Linked DNA regions of Mus musculus: region 1 is linked to region 2. Evidence: chromatin loops called from intact Hi-C (ENCODE). Cell type or tissue: left cerebral cortex. All regions are shown on one strand.

Region 1 (8,000 bases), 140 kb before region 2:
GATGCCAGTTCAGAGGGATTCAGAGACAGTTGATGACAAAGGAGAGGAGAAAGAGGAGGAGGAGGAGGAGGAGGAGAAGGAAGAAGAGAACTTGACTGTGAAGTCTAAGAAAAGGCATAGCCTGGCTATTGGGGACAAAGTCACTGGGACCATTAAGGCTGTGAAGGCCACACATGTTGTTGTAACCCTAGCTGATGGCTTTGTTGGCTGTATCCATGCCTCCCGCATCTTAGATGATGTCCCAGTGGGCACCTCGCCTACGACCACACTGAAAGCCGGGAAGAAAGTCACTGCGAGAGTGATCGGTGGGCGAGATGTGAAGACATCTAAGTATGAGGTTTGGGGAGATGGGACTGGCTTTGAGGGGACTGTGGCAATTATGGGAAGAATGGGAACATAGGCAGAGATTGCATGTAAATAATATTTTCTCTTAGTTAACTAAAAGGCAATCAGTCAGGATCCTTTAGCATATATATATTTTTAAAAATACTATATAGCAATTAAAGGGTGGATTTACACTTCGACCTGGCTCTGAATTTCAGATTACCTGCCGAGTCATTTCTGTAATTTGTAAAGTGAGAATAATGGCGTAGTCTACCTTGGAAGGCCATTGGGGAAACCGATGAAGTGCATGCGTGTGCTGCCTGCATACAGTATATATCAGCAGTTCTCATAGGGCCTCCTTCATAGCACTTCTTTTATTTGTATTACTTGTGTGTGAGCGCTCACATGCATTCACAGGCACACACATACTCGGTCTGGCCCATGCATGGCAGTTATGGCAGGCAGTTAGAAGACAGCTTTTCTCTCCTGCCACCTTGTGTGATCTGAGGAGTGACCTTAGGTGGGTAGCCTGCACACAAGCCATCTTAATGGCCCCTTACTCTAAATTGTATCATATTAGATTTCTTGCTATAACAAGAAGAGTTCAAAATCTGGCCTATGGATAGCATATTAATTTCAAGCATTAAGCATAGGATCTCTAGTAAGTCAAGTCTTTTCAGTACCTGGTATGATTGATAGTCCTTAAAGACCCTCCATGGACCTTTGTCAGCCTAGTCTGGTGTGAGGTGGGTGGTAATCAACTTGAGTTAAGGTGGAGCAGAAAGAGGTTGTTATCTGGGATCATCGGTTAACACTAAGAAGTGATTTGATTTCTTTCTCTTTAGGTTTCTCCCAATAAGTCACCCCAGATTTGTTCTGACCATCCTGGAGCTGAGTGTTCGGCCAAGGTGAGGGGAAACCTAGCAATGGGCCTTTCATACCTAGAGGTATGAAAGTTGAAGTCGGCATAGGGCAGTGGTTCTCAGCCTCTGGGTCATGACACTTTGGGGCGGGCGGGCGGGCGGGGGGGGGGGGGCGGTCAAATAACTCTTTCACAGGGGTCATCTAGGACCATTATGAGCATTATGAGGTAGCAATGAAAATAATTTTAGGATTCCACAGCATGAGGAACTATATTAAAGGGTTGAAAATCATAGAGGCTCATACCCGAAATCCTAGCACTTGAGAGGCTAAGGCAGGAAGATTGCCGTAAATTGAACCCCAGGCCAGGCTGTAGAATAGAATGTCAACACTGTTTGCAGGTGTGCTAGTGTTTAACAAAAGGAACCTTTCTGTCTCAGCCCAGTTTTCTAGAACTCAGTAATTCCTGAAATAAGTAGGTATCCAAGAATACATATGCTTTCAGCGTGTGTAGCTTGAATGCATGGTGACAGCTGAGGTGACAGCTGAGGCAGAACTGTAGGTTATCTGGTGAGTTCTGCAGAGTAACACTGTAAGAGACTGACTGGTCCCCACAGTGAGTTCTCCTGTTCTCATATGGTAACCATTTTGACCCTGCTCCTTTCTGTTTCCTCCACAAAAGACTCCAACGTTTCGGGGTTTAGGGTCATCATCAGTAAACCATGCTGACACGTGACTATAAGAATGCCATGTAGGGGCAGCCTGAGGTCTGGCAGGTTGGCATTCTCATAGCAGGAGATGTCACGGAAAGACTTGGAATAACTTTGCAGCAGTGTCTGGTCGGCAGCCTAAGGGATCCGTTTCTGGGGAGGCTTGTGCCTGCCATGGGGCTATTTCTATTTCTGGGATGTTGAGTTCTAGTTGCTAGCCGAGTTTTGTTTTTTGTTTTTAAGATTTATTTATTGTTATATGTAAGTACACTGTAGCTGTCTTCAGACACACCAGAAGAGGGCATCAGATTCTATTATGGATGGTTTTGAGCCACCATGTGGGTGCTGGGAATTGAACTTAGGACCTTCAGAAGAGCAATCAGTGCCCTTAACCACTGAGCCATCCCTCCAGCCCAGCTAGCCGTGTTTTTGAAACTTCAGATTCAGCACATTAATTTTAGATTATTAGTATATTTGGTACATAGACCATATATCATTTTTTTCTTTACTGTACTTTCCTTAGTTTTACAGGTTGTTGGGGGTTTTTTTTGTTTGTTTGTTTTTTGCTTTTTAAATATTTATGTAGTCTACATTCTTGGTGAAAATGAAGCCCATGCCTGTGACTCTAGTGCAGTGTCTTTCCCTTTGCACTGGAAGGTCGTATCTTTTAGTTAGCAACCTTTTTTTATTTTTCTTCCCCTCCTTCAGTATTTTGAGATAGGGTTTCTCTGTGTAGCCTTAGCTGGTCTAGAACTCACACTGTAGACCAGACTGTCCTTGAATAAAGAACTCAGAGATCTAGCTGCTACTGCCTCCCAAGTGCCAGGATTAAAGGTACTGTGCCTGCCACTGCCTGGCTTAATATATTTTTCTGTTTTCTTTCGTTTTAAGTCTGGCTTTTATTAATGTTTTCTCTGCTTTTGCCCTCTGTGAGCTTTCTGTGTGTGGCAGGACTGGGGTAAAGTTTGTTGCATTTAAAAATATGTTTCGAATGGATGGTTGTTGCACAGTGGCAGACTTCTTATCTAGGGCATGCAAGAGCACCGCTGAAAAGAAATTTGGAAGGATATCTGCGTCAGTTTAAATAGTAGCCATTTAATCCTCTCATTCTCCAAGAGTGGTTTACATTTGGGCTTGCTTCTGATCTTCATAAAAATCGCAGAAAACGTCTTACGGTGCCACAGCAAACAACATTGAACTCACTCCCCTGTGCTCGCGTGTGGAATTTCTCTTGTGTGGAATTTCTGAGTCAGAATAGTTTCTCCAGTCACTAGCACATACAGCCATATTTTGCATTTTTAACAGCACCACTGTACCAGTGTGTGGATGAGTCTTGTTTTAGAAACCATCTGAGTGAGTAAGTTGGGCTAGCAAGTCTTCCTTTCTTACAATTTTTTTTATTTAGTCATTTGTGGATTGACAACTTTCAGACCACATGTTCTTGCATGTCTGAAAATAAGTAGATAATGGCAGTTTAGCAGAGGCTTTGAGTTAAGCTCTGACTTCAGCTCCTGCCTCGGTAGCAGACAGTCAAGTTACTATCTACGCTTAATTCACACATGAGGTTGTTTGTAAGAACATTTCTGCAAACCAAAGCAATAGCTAAAGTAAAGAATGAAAACAATTTGTTTGTTTGCTTGCTTGTTTGTTTTTGAGACAAGGTTTCTCTGTGCCCTGGCTGTCCTCAAATGAACTTACTCTGTTGGCCAGGCTGGCCTTGAACTCCCGTAGATCCACCTGTCTGTGCCTCTCGAGTACTGGCATTAAAGGCATGCACCACCACATCCAGCCCAAACTATGTGTGTGAAACATGAAGCAGTTTGCCCTTAGTTTAGTCACAGATTAATGACTCAGAAGAGATGATTGGTCCCAGATTGATCATTGAGAAGATTCTCCTTTAACGAGTGAGATTGTCCATGAGAGTAAAAATAGCTGAGTCCCTCATGGCCACTTGAGGGAGGTCTTTGAAGTTAGAGTGTCCCAGTGGTTGGCTTACTCTGTTGTGATTTTTTTCAGTGAGTTGAAGGGTAGCTACAGTGCTCTTAATACTCACTCTGAGAGCCCCGTGGAGAAGATCAGGCAGTACCAGGCTGGGCAGACTGTGACCTGCTTCTTCAAGAAGGTGAGTAGTTACTGCCCTCACTGTAGGCTTGACCCTCCTTCAGAGCTCTCAGAGCAAGCTGGGCAAAACTGGAGTCAGAGCCTCTGCACTGGGCATTCGGAGTCTGTCCTTACTGCCATGTAGGGCTGTGGGTGGTGATACCTGGCCTCTGCCCTGAAAAACCTGTCTCTAGGTGAGCTGAAAATAAGGGAGTGGTGGCGGGGAGCAGACATGTGTGCCTCCACTAGTCTCCCTTCTATGCCTTCTTGCCTCTGGTCACTGACTCCAACGAGCTATCTTTCCAACCTTTGAGGATATATCTGTTCATCTGAAAGTCTGAACTGAGTAAACACCAAAAATGTAATACAGAGTTGGAGGCATGGCTTGGCAGTTAAGAGCATTTGCTTTTCCAGAGGACCCAGGTTCAGTTCCCAGCTCCCACCTGATTGCTTACAACTGTCTGTTAACTCCAGTTCTGGATGTCCATTCAGCATCCTTTTCTAACCTCCCCGAGCACCAGGCATGCACATGCTACACATACATACATGCAGGCAAAACACTCACACAGAAAATAAAAAATAAACAAATCTTTAAAACTATGTAATATAGAAGAAAAGGTTTAAAGGACCAAAAATATCAAAGACCATTAGAAAGGCAGCATGGAAGTTTCGGGATAAGTACAGACAATGCAATGTCTCAACCAGCAATGCATTGGTTGAGACTGAGTAGACAGGTTGGTATGGTGGCCGCCAGAGCCCAAACTCTGACAATAGGCAAAGTGACCATGTTGATGGCCTGAGTGGTTAAGTCAGAAGATGCAATATTAACCTAGGGGTCTCTGCGTTTATGGATGGACAAATTAAAGCACCATTTGAGACAGTAGATGGCTGACTGCAGCTGTCTAGTGGGAGATGTGGTGAGCAGCAGCGGACCTGTCCTCAGCATAGAGCTGCTGCAGGGCCAGACTGCTCCCTGGGCACAGGCATGGCCGTGGCTGAGCAGGATGAGCTGTCTCAGGGCTGACTTACCCTCCACGGTTTCCCTTTGACATGCATGCTGTGTGCTGCACAGTGACTGCTTCCTAGCCCTCTCCAGATGCATTAGGAAAAGCCAGTCTTTCTCTCCTGTTTGGGATTTTTGGTCTGGTTTGGTTTTGGTTTTATTTTGTTTTTTTGAGACAGGGTTCTACACCTTGGCTGGTCTATAACTCACTATATAGACCAGGCTGGCCTTGAACTCAGAGATACCCCTGCTTGCCTCCCAAGTGCAAGTATTAAAATCATACCTGGCATGAAATCTTTCACTGTCAGAGTCTCTTCCATAATCTTCCTGGCATGCCAGTGATGTTTATCCTTTTAGTCGCCTGGGACATTTATAATCTCAGAAATTTAACACAGCATACGAGGTTGTTCATGATCTGTTTGCACATTTCATATTCCAGTCACCATGACAACCATCTTTGGTTTTCCTCCTATCTGTATCATGCTGATTCCTGTGCCTGGTTTGTCTGTTTTCCTTCTGCCTAGTGCCCTTTTAAGAGTCAGCATCTAGGGGCTAGAGAAATGGCTCAGCAGTTAGAAGCACCATCTGCTCATCAGAGGTCCTAAGTTCAGTTCCCAGCAACCACATGGTGGCTCACAACCATCTATACTGGGAGCTGATGCTATCCTTTGGCATGCAAATGTACGTGCAGATTGAGCACTCATATACATTAAATAAATAAACAAACAAACAAATCTTTTTTTTATAAAAAGTCCCAGCACTTGGGAGGCAGAGGCAGGCGAATTTCTGAGATTGAGGCTAGCCTGGTCTACAGAGTAAGTTCCAGGACAGCCAGGGCTACACAGAGAAACCCTGTCTCAAAAAACCAAAAAAAAAAAAAAAGTCAGCATCTGCCCTCTCATGTGCTTGTTGGTAGCCAGTATATCCCTGCAGCATGCAGCACTTCTGTATGCTGTGCGACACTATTTAATTATGTATGAATTGATTGAAGCTATGAGATGTGGAGGTGGGCGGCGCCTCAGGATGGATTCCTGTCCCTTGGAGAAATGAGGGGTTTTGACCTTTTCATCCGTGTTTTCAGTGTTCCCAAGAGAGTGCATTTTAGTTCTGGGCCAGCCAAGGGTGCTCTTACATCTGCCCTGTCCCCCACAGTACAACGTGATGAAGAAGTGGCTTGAAGTGGACATCGGACCGGACATCCGAGGGAGAATTCCCTTGTTGCTCACTTCCCTCAGCTTCAAGGTCAGTGTCTGGAGAAAAGATTCAAGAGTTTACATGGGCTATATGGGGTACCTGAGTAAGTACGGGGTCTGATGGGTTAGGAGGCAGAGACTTAAATGTTTTATTTTTGGATAAATGACAAACCTTTATGGGAACATTAGAACTTTTTTTTTTTTAAATCCTTTCAGGTTCTGAAACACCCAGACAAGAAGTTCCAGGTTGGGCAGGCCATCGAGGCCACCGTTGTTGACCCAGACGTCCCCAGGGCTTTCTTATGTCTGTCACTCATAGGTGTGGAAAGACACGGTACCTGGTCAGAGAGAGGCTGGGGTGGGAGGCTTCAGTTACCACCAGGATTAGAGACCTTCAGTGTCAGGAAGCCAGGACAGAGCGTTCTGGGAGACAGTGTATTTGTTTGGTTTTGGTTTGCTCTTGGGCTTTGTTCTCTGGCTTGTGTGACTCTATCGCTCTCTTAGGTCTCCTTTTTCTAAACTTGGTTTTCTCCGGTCCTTTGGAAGGGATTATCTGTCTCATGGTCGTGGGTTCAAGCTGTGATGAGCCTACTCAAGTCTGGGTGCACCTCTGGGTTGGCAGGCCATAGTCGGCCAGACTGCCAGGAGCTCTGTCTCCACTTCCCACCAGGACCTTACAGACTTGAAGAAGGTGAAGTGGCCATGGGCCGAGTGATGAAGGTTGTACCCAACAGGGGACTGACCGTCTCCTTCCCTTTTGGGAAGATAGGGAAAGTCAGTATGTTTCACCTGAGCGACTCGTACTCCGAGGCACCCCTGGAGGACTTCTGCCCCCAGAAGATTGTCAGGTGAGCCAGAGAGTTCTTCTTTGCCTAAGTATGAAATTGGTGGGATTTTCTTTTAACTGAATGTGATATGGGTGTGTGTGTGTGTGTGTGTGTGTGTGTGTGTGTGTATGTGTGTGTGTGTGTGTGTGTGTGTGTGTGTGTGTGTGTGTGTGTGTGTGTGTGTGATTTTAGTCTTCCCCCCAACCCTGAAAAACTTAACAGTTTACATAGTTAAAATTGCTACTAAGTTGAACTGCCAAAGCCTTTTCACTGGAACGTCCTGTGTGTGTTAATTTCACCACAGATGGAAATGGAAAAGCTCTAATCCCTGATCTCTGTGCCTGTGCTCCTGCCATCGCATACTTAGGTGCCTTCTCACTCCATAGGGGAAAATATCACTAGCTTTAGAACTACTGATGGCAGGAAGAGAGAGGAAAACAACATGGAAGATGCGTGCTTCTGTGCATCACAGGATGTGTGTGTAGGTCAGAGGACGTGTGTGGGAACTGGTCTCTACTTCCGTCTTGTGGTCTTGGGGCCTGACTTCTTCCACCTGTACCCTTCAGACCACTGAGTCACCTCTCTGGCCCCCAGAGCTGATTCTCAAGCATATTCTTCATGCATGCAAAATGCTGGCTAGGTATCTTTTGACATGAATATTGATAGTTGTGTGTGGATAGTGTCCAAGGTGATGTCTTGCAGAAAGCCAGTCAGATAGGCCTAACTTGCTTCCTCTGAATAAAGATGTTATTTACTTGGTCTACTGTCACATAGTGTATCCATTGTTTCTGTGACGATGCACTTTCTTCACTCTGCCGATAGAGGGTGCACTCTTGCAAGCATCTGTAGTGGCTAGTTTCTCCTGTGTGTGAATTTGTCAGCTTTACAGGAACCAAGGCATAGAGTCCTCTGTACTTTCCCGTTTTCTCCTTGAGCTGGAGCCCAAGAGCCAGGGGTGGGAGAGCAGCCGGGGCACAGCTTC
Region 2 (8,000 bases):
AGCGGGCGCGCTGTCCTTCGGGGTCACCACGTGTGACCCTGGCACGCTGCGGCCCGCCGACCTGCCCTTCAGCCCCGAGGCCCTGGTGGACCGCAAGGAGTTCTGGGCGGTGTGTCGCGTGCCCGGGCCTCTGCACAGCGGCGACATCCTGGGCCTGGTGGTCAACGCGGACGGAGAGCTGCACCTGAGTCACAACGGCGCGGCGGCCGGCATGCAGCTGTGCGTGGATGCCTCGCAGCCCCTCTGGATGCTCTTCAGCCTGCATGGCGCCATCACGCAGGTCCGCATCCTCGGTGAGTTCCGGGTGCCATCCCCCAGTCCATGATGCTCTTTCTAGGCTTAGGTGAGTTCTGGGTAGGGTGGAAGCATCTGGTCCACGGATGTCGGGAAGAGAGGAATGAACTCAGAAGAACCCAAAAGACACACAAATTGGCCAGAGCCTTACACCCCAGAGGTTGTATTAAAGGGGCGAGGGCAGTGAACTTTCTGAGACTTGGTTTCCTCAGGGCTGCTTGTGGCTCTTAGGGAAAATAAGGTTAGCTGGTTGTGGTGGTGCATATCTGTTATCCTAGCGTTTAATAAGCAGAGGCAGGAGGATCTCTGCAAGTTCGAGGCTAACCTGGTCTGCATATTGAGTTTCAGGTCAGCCAGAGCTTCATTTCTGTCTCAAAACAGAAAAACAAACAAACAAACACCTCAAACACCGTATTAGTGTCTTCTTGGGCACCTGCATCAGAGTAGGGGACTCCCTGAGCAGGTGGCCTTCAGGAATTAGATTGCAGTGTTCTAGACCTTTCTTTTTAGGAAGACGCAGTTTGAAAGGATTAGAGGATGTGGGCTTGTATTAAGCCACACTCCGTGGCTTGTTCTATATATAGGATAGGTATCCCTCACTGTGACCAAGCACCTGAGGAGAGGGCAGCCGAAGGGAGGATGGGCTTTGATTGGCAAACCTAGTGAGGGGGCGGAGATGGCCAGAGTGTGAGGGCTAGTCACATTCAGTCATGCGCTGTGGCTGTCCGAGAGGTGTGTCTGCATGTGCTCCATTCTCAGTATTCCCTTTGGCAGTCCTTAGCGTGGGAAATCTGTCCTCGTCATGATGTCAGCCACAGCTAGGGTGGGTTTACCTTGCTGGGCATCTCTCACTAGCCTCACTGTAAACGAAGCTCCGGAGATCCTAATTCTGTAGCTGTAGGATAGGTTCTGGACCTCCGATTCTGTTGTTGTTTGTGTTTGCTTGCCTGATTTATTTGAGACAAGATCTGTCTACATAGCCCTGGCTGTCCTAGAACTCATTCTGTAGACCAGGCCAATTCTGCACGCGCGCACGCGCGCGCGCGCGCACACACACACACACACACACACACACACACACACACACACACGCGCGCGCGCGCGCCTGCAAATCTGAGCTGAAGTTAGTTAGAGAGAATTGGCTGCACTCATTGCTTCTTAGAGAAGGGAAATCACAGAGGCAAAGCCCGCTCCTACATCAGTACCACCTAATAATAGCTAAGTAGCTTTCCAGTAAGGCTTCTGCCATCTAAGGGTGTTTATGAGACTGGAGCAGGAAGGAATTAAAACAAAACAAACACAAGACTTTTTCTGTCCCAAGTACTAAGTGGGTCAAGGTGGATGTTAAGAAATACCACCCAGAACCCAGTGACTATTAATAGCTCCTGAGTTGTTTGGAGAATTGGGCATGTCTGTCAGCCAACAAAATGGTGTTGGGGAATCCTGACCCTAAGGGGAAAAGAAGCCAGGGGCAGCATGTGCAGGGTCACCGTTCCTCTTACAGTAAAGGCTTGGCTTTGTGAAAGTTCCCCATGAGCCAATAAGTAAGGGTCGTTTCCTGTATCCATGTGTACAGAACTCTATGTATTCACTGGTAGAATGAAACTACTTTCACTAAGACAACCAGGTCAGGGTTGCTTTATAGATGTTGTTCGGAAAAATGCTAGCCAGTGCAGTTGGGAAAGAAAAGTAACTTGACATCCGTTTCTGAAAAGATGGTAATTGATTTAAAATATTAATGTAGTAAGAGAAAAACTGTATGAACTGAGCATGCAATCCAACCTGTTTGGGAGGCTTTTGCCTGAGCTGCGGAGCAAGTTCAAAGCCAGCCTAGGCTACTTGGTTTTCAAGGCAAGGTTTCTCTGTATAGCCCTGGCTGTCCTAGAACTCACTCTGTAGATCAGGCTGGCCTCAAACCCATAGATCTGCCTGCCTCTGTCTCCTCTGAGTCCTGGGATAAAAGGTGTGCCTGGTTGTGAGATACTGTTTTAAAAAGTTAAATAAGGTATTGGGACATTGGTCAGTGACTGATAGCTTTCCTAACACAAGTGAAACCTGAGTCTAGTCTTCAGTGTGGAGGGGGAGAAGGAAGGGAGGAGAGGAGAGAGGAAAGACGCACCCTGTGAACATTCGTTGATCATTCTTAGAAATAATAACACTGACATGAGTTACAGCTAACAATGCACCTGCCTGTGTGCAGAACCTTCTCTCAGGGCCCATGGGAAAGTCACAGGCAAGTGACTTCTTGTTCTCAGCGAGCTCGTGGCTCTGCTAGAGAAACAGAGCTGGAGTTTCAGGCCAAGAAGAGGAAGTACTTTAGGCTGTGTGGCTGGGCATGGCGGGTCAATAACCATAGGTAGTGGAGTTTAGGGGAAGCCATGCTTCCCCAGAGACTATGTTTGAGGACAGCCTCAAGAGGCTCCTGGAGCAGTCAGCTCCTTGAGGACAAAGGCTCTGTCCCCAGTCTCATGCGTGCACAATGAGCCCCCAGGAAAGACTGGGAGGAAAACAGGAGGGAGAGAGAGAAGGCAAGGCTGCAAGACCAGAATGTAGGGACCAGGGTGCCTGGGTAGAGAAGGTGGGTGATTCCAAGGCACTGTGGTAGCGAGGGCAGGACTCTGACAAGAGACTGAGGTAGGAGGCATGGGCACGGGGGACTCCATTCTCTGAAGGCCAAAGGTACCTAGGGAAAGTTGGCTTGGAAATTGCGGGTGATATAGAACATGATACTACCTCCTGACCTATAGGTGGGCACAGAGCATGGGTCGGAGTTGAACCAGCCTGTGGGGTCCTGCCTCAGCCTGTGGCTGTCCTCTGGGCAGGTGTTGGAGCTCTCTGTGGGGGCAGGGACTGAAACTTTCTCCTTTAGGCTAATGGCAGTGTGGCCCATCCACTTTCTCAGGCTCCACCATCATGACTGAACGGGGTGGCCCATCTCTCCCCTGCTCACCTGCCTCCACTCCAACCTCACCCAGTGCCCTGGGCATCCGCCTCTCTGACCCCCTGCTCAGCACCTGCGGTTCTGGGCCCCTAGGTGGCTCTGCTGGAGGTGAGTACCAAGGCCCCCGTGGGTGGGTCAATGCGTCTCTCGAAATCCTATAGAGAGGGACGGTTGACAGAGCTCTCCAGATGTGTAGCTGTGGCTTTTTTTTTTTCTTTTTAAAGATTTATTTTAAACTCTGTGTGTGTGTGTGTGTGTGTGTGTGTGTGTGTGTGTGTCTGTGTCTGTGTGTGTGTATGTAAGTATAAATGCTCACGGAGCACAGAAGAGGGTATCTGATCTTCCAGGCGACTTCTTAAAGTGCATGTGGGGGATTCCAAGCGTTAGTGCAGTAGAACCACGCCTGGAAAGAATTAGAAAGTCCTTTCCTCCTTTCCTCTTTTCCTCTTTTCCTCCTTTCCTCTGACTGCTGCTCTGGCTCTGTCTGGGGCTGTGTGGCTACAGCTCCTTCCTTGGGCAGGAAGGTGGGTTGTCAGTGTGGAAAGGTGGCTTTGCGTAGTGGCAGAAGACATGAGCTGGGGTGGGGTGGGGGGGGCTTTTCTCTTGGGAGAAGGCCCCGTGCTGGGCTGGGTCCCATCCCCTTTTGATTGGTGCTCTTGCTCTCAGGGACAGCCCCCAACTCACCTGTGAGCCTGCCCGAGTCACCGGTGACCCCAGGTCTGGGCCAGTGGAGTGATGAATGCACCATTTGCTATGAACACGCAGTGGACACAGTCATCTACACGTGTGGCCACATGTGCCTGTGCTACTCCTGTGGCCTGCGCCTCAAGAAGGCCCTGCACGCCTGCTGCCCCATCTGCCGTCGCCCCATCAAGGACATCATCAAGACCTACCGCAGCTCCTAGCCCACTGCAGAGCCCCACCTGCACGCCCACTTCTGCAGACTGCAGCCCAGCCAGCACCAGCTGAGGGCAAAGCCAACAGGGTCCCTTCCTTCTACAGTTTGCAAACTCTTCCTCCTTTTCCATTAAACGTGGGAAACCAAGGTCCCTGGAGGATTGGGCTGAAAGAGTTTCAGGCAGGGAGATGAGGGCACAAGCAGTGAGGGGAGGAGGGTACCCCATATCTCTCTCCTCTTTACCCAGATTTCTGCATGCTGAGTGGCTGGTTGCCATCCCTCGAGATCTCGGCAGATCTCTAGGTTGTGCAGCCCGGCAGCCCGTGCGGCATCTTGGAGAGAGTTAGCAGACATGTAGCTTCCCCCCCGGCAGCTGGGGAGGAGGCCAGTGGACCTTCTCCCACCCTGGGCAGCTGCAAACTGCATGCCATGTTTCTTTCTCCTTACCCAAGGCAGGGAAACAGACAGGCTGCAGACTACAGGTCCGAGGTCCTTGACCTTGGGCCAACCTGCCATGTTCAGGATCTCCCGTTTGCCATGACTTTCGCCAATCATCTCACTGGTGCCGTTTCCCAGGGTGCCCTTCAGTGTAGGCTGATGTGAGCCTTTCTGTTGTCAGGGTCTCAAAAGAGCAGGTCCACAGCCACACTTAAGGCCTGTCCTCCCTCATCTCAGTGCCAGTCTTGGCCTGGGCTGATTTGCCATTGTGTGCCCAGGAGGGACAGGAACCCTCAGTGGGGTGGGGTCTCCCTGGCCTATGGACAGCCCTTTTCCTTAATTTATTTATTTGCTTTATGGGTTATGTTCCAACCTGGGGTCTCCTGAAATGCTACTGTTGCAGGGTTGCCAGGTGAAGGGAAGCAAGGAGTAGCCACTTGGAATCTATCCCCAATACAAGGCTCATGGCAGTCCTGCTAACCCCGAGGAAGAATTCCAGGCTGGAGGCCTCCCAAGAAGTGGATAAGCCTCTCTTATGTGGGAAGTGCCCACTTCCACCTGTGTGCCCTTCCTCCCTGGATGGGAGCCCTGTTACTGTGGCTGGTTCCAGGACATCCGTCTCTATAGAGACATCAGAAGTTCTGGAAAGTTGTCAACATGTGGGTCAGGGACCAGAATGGAGACGCTTGTTAGAGGAGGGAAGATAGACCCTGAAAGCCAGCCTCTGGTCCTGCTAAGGGGGTGCCCCTTACTTATGGGCTGTGGCCCCTGTATTCCTACCTGCCTTTTTTAGGGTTACTGTGGCGTCTTAGCCTAGGCTTTCCCAGCCTTTCAGTCCTTGGCCCTCATATGGCTGGTTTTATATCCTCAGAGGCGGCTTTTGCCTTGAAAGGCAGGGTCTTGGTCTCTGTCCTGGCCACTGGCCAGTCATGTGGCTCTAGCCACAGCCCTCTGCCCCTAAAACTCCAGCTTCCCCTGGGTAAAAGTTTGGGGGTGGAATACTTTCCGTGTATTTCCTGGGAGTTCTTCTCAGGTGTCTCTGAGGAGGAATGTACTGGGGAGGTGTTGAGAATGGATGCCAGGGTGGGCCTTTGCCTGCACTGGGGAATCTGGGCCACCCTCAGTCTTGCTTCTCCAGTCACTGGCCCTGGTAGATGCCTTCAGGCTGGAGCTGGTAAGTTGCCCCATCTAGCTGGGGCTTATCCTAGAGATGGAGCAAGGTCCTAGTACAGAGCTGTGTGGCTGGAGTTGGGAAAAGAAGCCATTGTCCATTCTGCTAGTTCAGAGGTAGCACTGCCTCCCTTGTGAACTGGGCCACTGTGTTTGTGAATAAAGGTGATTTCGTACCAGCCTGAGGGCTGTGCTGTGCGTCTGGGGGTTGGGGGGGGGGAGCCAGTGTTTGAGCACACCTGAGGGTAGACCCCTAAGCCCCAAAGGCCTGTAACAGAGAAGCTGCCCTCGGAGCATGGCATGGGGCTCACACAGTGGGGTCCACAATACCAGGCGAGCCTTTTAAGTCGAGAAGCTGCTGCAGGCCTTCGGTGGGTGGGAGGGGGAGGTGGGGGAGGGGAGAACAATCAGGAAGGGCACCAAGCAAGGGACAGTACACTCACTCCTGCTATGCTGTTTCCTCTCAGGCTAGAGATCCTGTGAGGTGAGTATCGCCACCTAGAGACTACTAGGAGAATGACAGGCCAACCCTGTGGCTGGGGTCAGAAAGAGGTAGGCTGGGCCCAAGGTTAGAACTGTGCACATTTACCGTGGCCAGGCCTCAGAGACCTGTGGGATGCCTACCTACACCCTTTCCTGGGAGGAGGTTTTGGCCACCCAGTCTTAGCCTGCCTTTGAACTCAGGTCCATGTTTTCCTGCTTACTAGAGACTAACACAACTAGCTAAGGCCCCAGGGTCCAGCTTTGGCTACTCCCAGAAAGCTGCCTGAGTGTGGAAAGCTCCGGTGGGAACTGACCCCCTCCTCCCCCACCCCATCCCACGCTCAGTTCTCGAGTTGGCAGCTGTTTGAGCGAGTGGGGCTTTTGCTAGTCAACTGAATGGATCCTCCGGTGTCAGAGAGAATCGCGTGCTTCTGTTCAGTTAAAAAGGCCAAAAACTTTATTTAGTCTTTAGGGAAATACAAGATGCCTGTAAACACGAACAAAATAGGAAACAAAACAATCCAAATGTTGAAGTCTAGAAGCATGCCAAGACAGGTCATTTCTACAGATCAAAGAGTCCCACCAAAGTGATAAAGGACACCTGGAAAGGGGCAGGTCAAGGGGGCTGGGTCCCTCCCCCGGTGACACTGTGTTTGTGATGAGGCTTATAAAAAAGAATCCACTATTAGAATTATGAGAAACATGGAGATAGGTTAGCACCACCGAGGATCCTGGAGATATGTTAGCACTTGCACGGACCCCCCTACTGCATCCAATGTCCTTGTCTCCGTTCCTCTGCTGAGGTGGGGAGCGGAGGGGAGAAACTGGGGGAAGGGCTCCTGCTGACCACAGTAGGCTGGCCGGGGATGAGTGGACACTAGGAAATCCCTGTGATTTAGGAGTCCCAGTGACATCCACCGGCTCGTTCTCATCACACGGTAGCAGTAGCTGCTCACTTCTGCCTTCCAAGTTACCTTCCAGGCCTCTCAGTAACTGGTAGGGACACCCATGTCCTCTGTTGCAGGAGACAAGTTGTAAATCTAAGGATGGCAACTGTGTACCCTTTGAAGTAAACTCAGAAGCAGTGTGCCTCAGTAGATGCACATGCAGGAGGGTGGTGCACTCGCCTGGCCGGACTGGCAGGCAGGAGGCAGACTCAGCAATCAGAACCGTAGGTTCTATTGGAGCCTTGGGAATAAATGTCCCAATGAGGTCACCTGCCTCCCAGATAGGCCTGGGCTTTAGGGTCTAGTATGGAGGTGTTGGGTCCCTACGGTGTGGCCTATTATGGTCAGTGGTGTCTATTTTGTATGGTTTGACAGGCTAGCTCTGCATGGGACAAAATGCACTGGGCAAAAACTATGGGGAATCCGGGATGGGACTGGGCCCGCAGACCCAAAGATTGGCGTATGACTTGCAGCACCTCTTCCTTAAGACAATGATACTGGAAGCCCGGATGGGGCCCAGTGAACAAGTTTTCTCTGGCTGGACTCTTGGCTGGTGAGAGCAAAAATCCCTGGAAACCTCTCGTTTTCAACCTCCAAGAACTGACTCCTTTCCTGTTCCAAACTCTCTCTCTCTCAGCCTTCCCACACCTACCTAAAAGACATCTCTGGAAGCTTCCACCCCGTGCAAGGACGGTAAGCGCCAGTAACTCCAAACATGCGCACTCCTCTTGCCAACATGCCTCCCACTAGCTTTCCCACATGCCAGACACGTCTGTTTGCACTAACATGACTCTCTCACACTTCCAAAGACACAGCCAACTGTCCAGAA

The links. A loop is a pair of places that touch in the nucleus more often than their neighbours do. Peaks named below come from ENCODE experiments on the same cell type or tissue, not always from the same donor. Only the 100,000 strongest peaks of a DNase experiment are listed, where the experiment ranks them.
Region 1: a loop joins it to region 2, with 7 times the contacts of the local background. A loop is called at or near these places in 3 of 42 quality-filtered maps.

The regions. Positions count from the first base shown.
Region 1 is chr19:47,113,386-47,121,385 of GRCm38, forward strand. Pdcd11 (programmed cell death 11) reads left to right here. Exons shown (of 36, transcript NM_011053.2): 20 at 1-330; 21 at 1,170-1,232; 22 at 3,912-4,017; 23 at 6,151-6,240; 24 at 6,408-6,510; 25 at 6,862-7,039. Among named protein-coding and RNA genes, the nearest start is that of Calhm2, 21 kb to the right of the region's middle. In left cerebral cortex, a CTCF peak has its summit at 7,836; DNase peaks (open chromatin) are centred at 3,191, 5,453 and 7,846.
Region 2 is chr19:47,253,516-47,261,515 of GRCm38, forward strand. Neurl1a (neuralized E3 ubiquitin protein ligase 1A) reads left to right here. Exons shown (of 6, transcript NM_021360.4): 4 at 1-293; 5 at 3,197-3,343; 6 at 3,902-5,926. The coding sequence ends at 4,140. Sh3pxd2a (SH3 and PX domains 2A) reads right to left here. Exons shown (of 15, transcript NM_008018.4): 15 at 6,659-8,000. Among named protein-coding and RNA genes, the nearest start is that of Mir6995, 16 kb to the right of the region's middle. In left cerebral cortex, a CTCF peak has its summit at 6,268; DNase peaks (open chromatin) are centred at 6,302 and 7,868.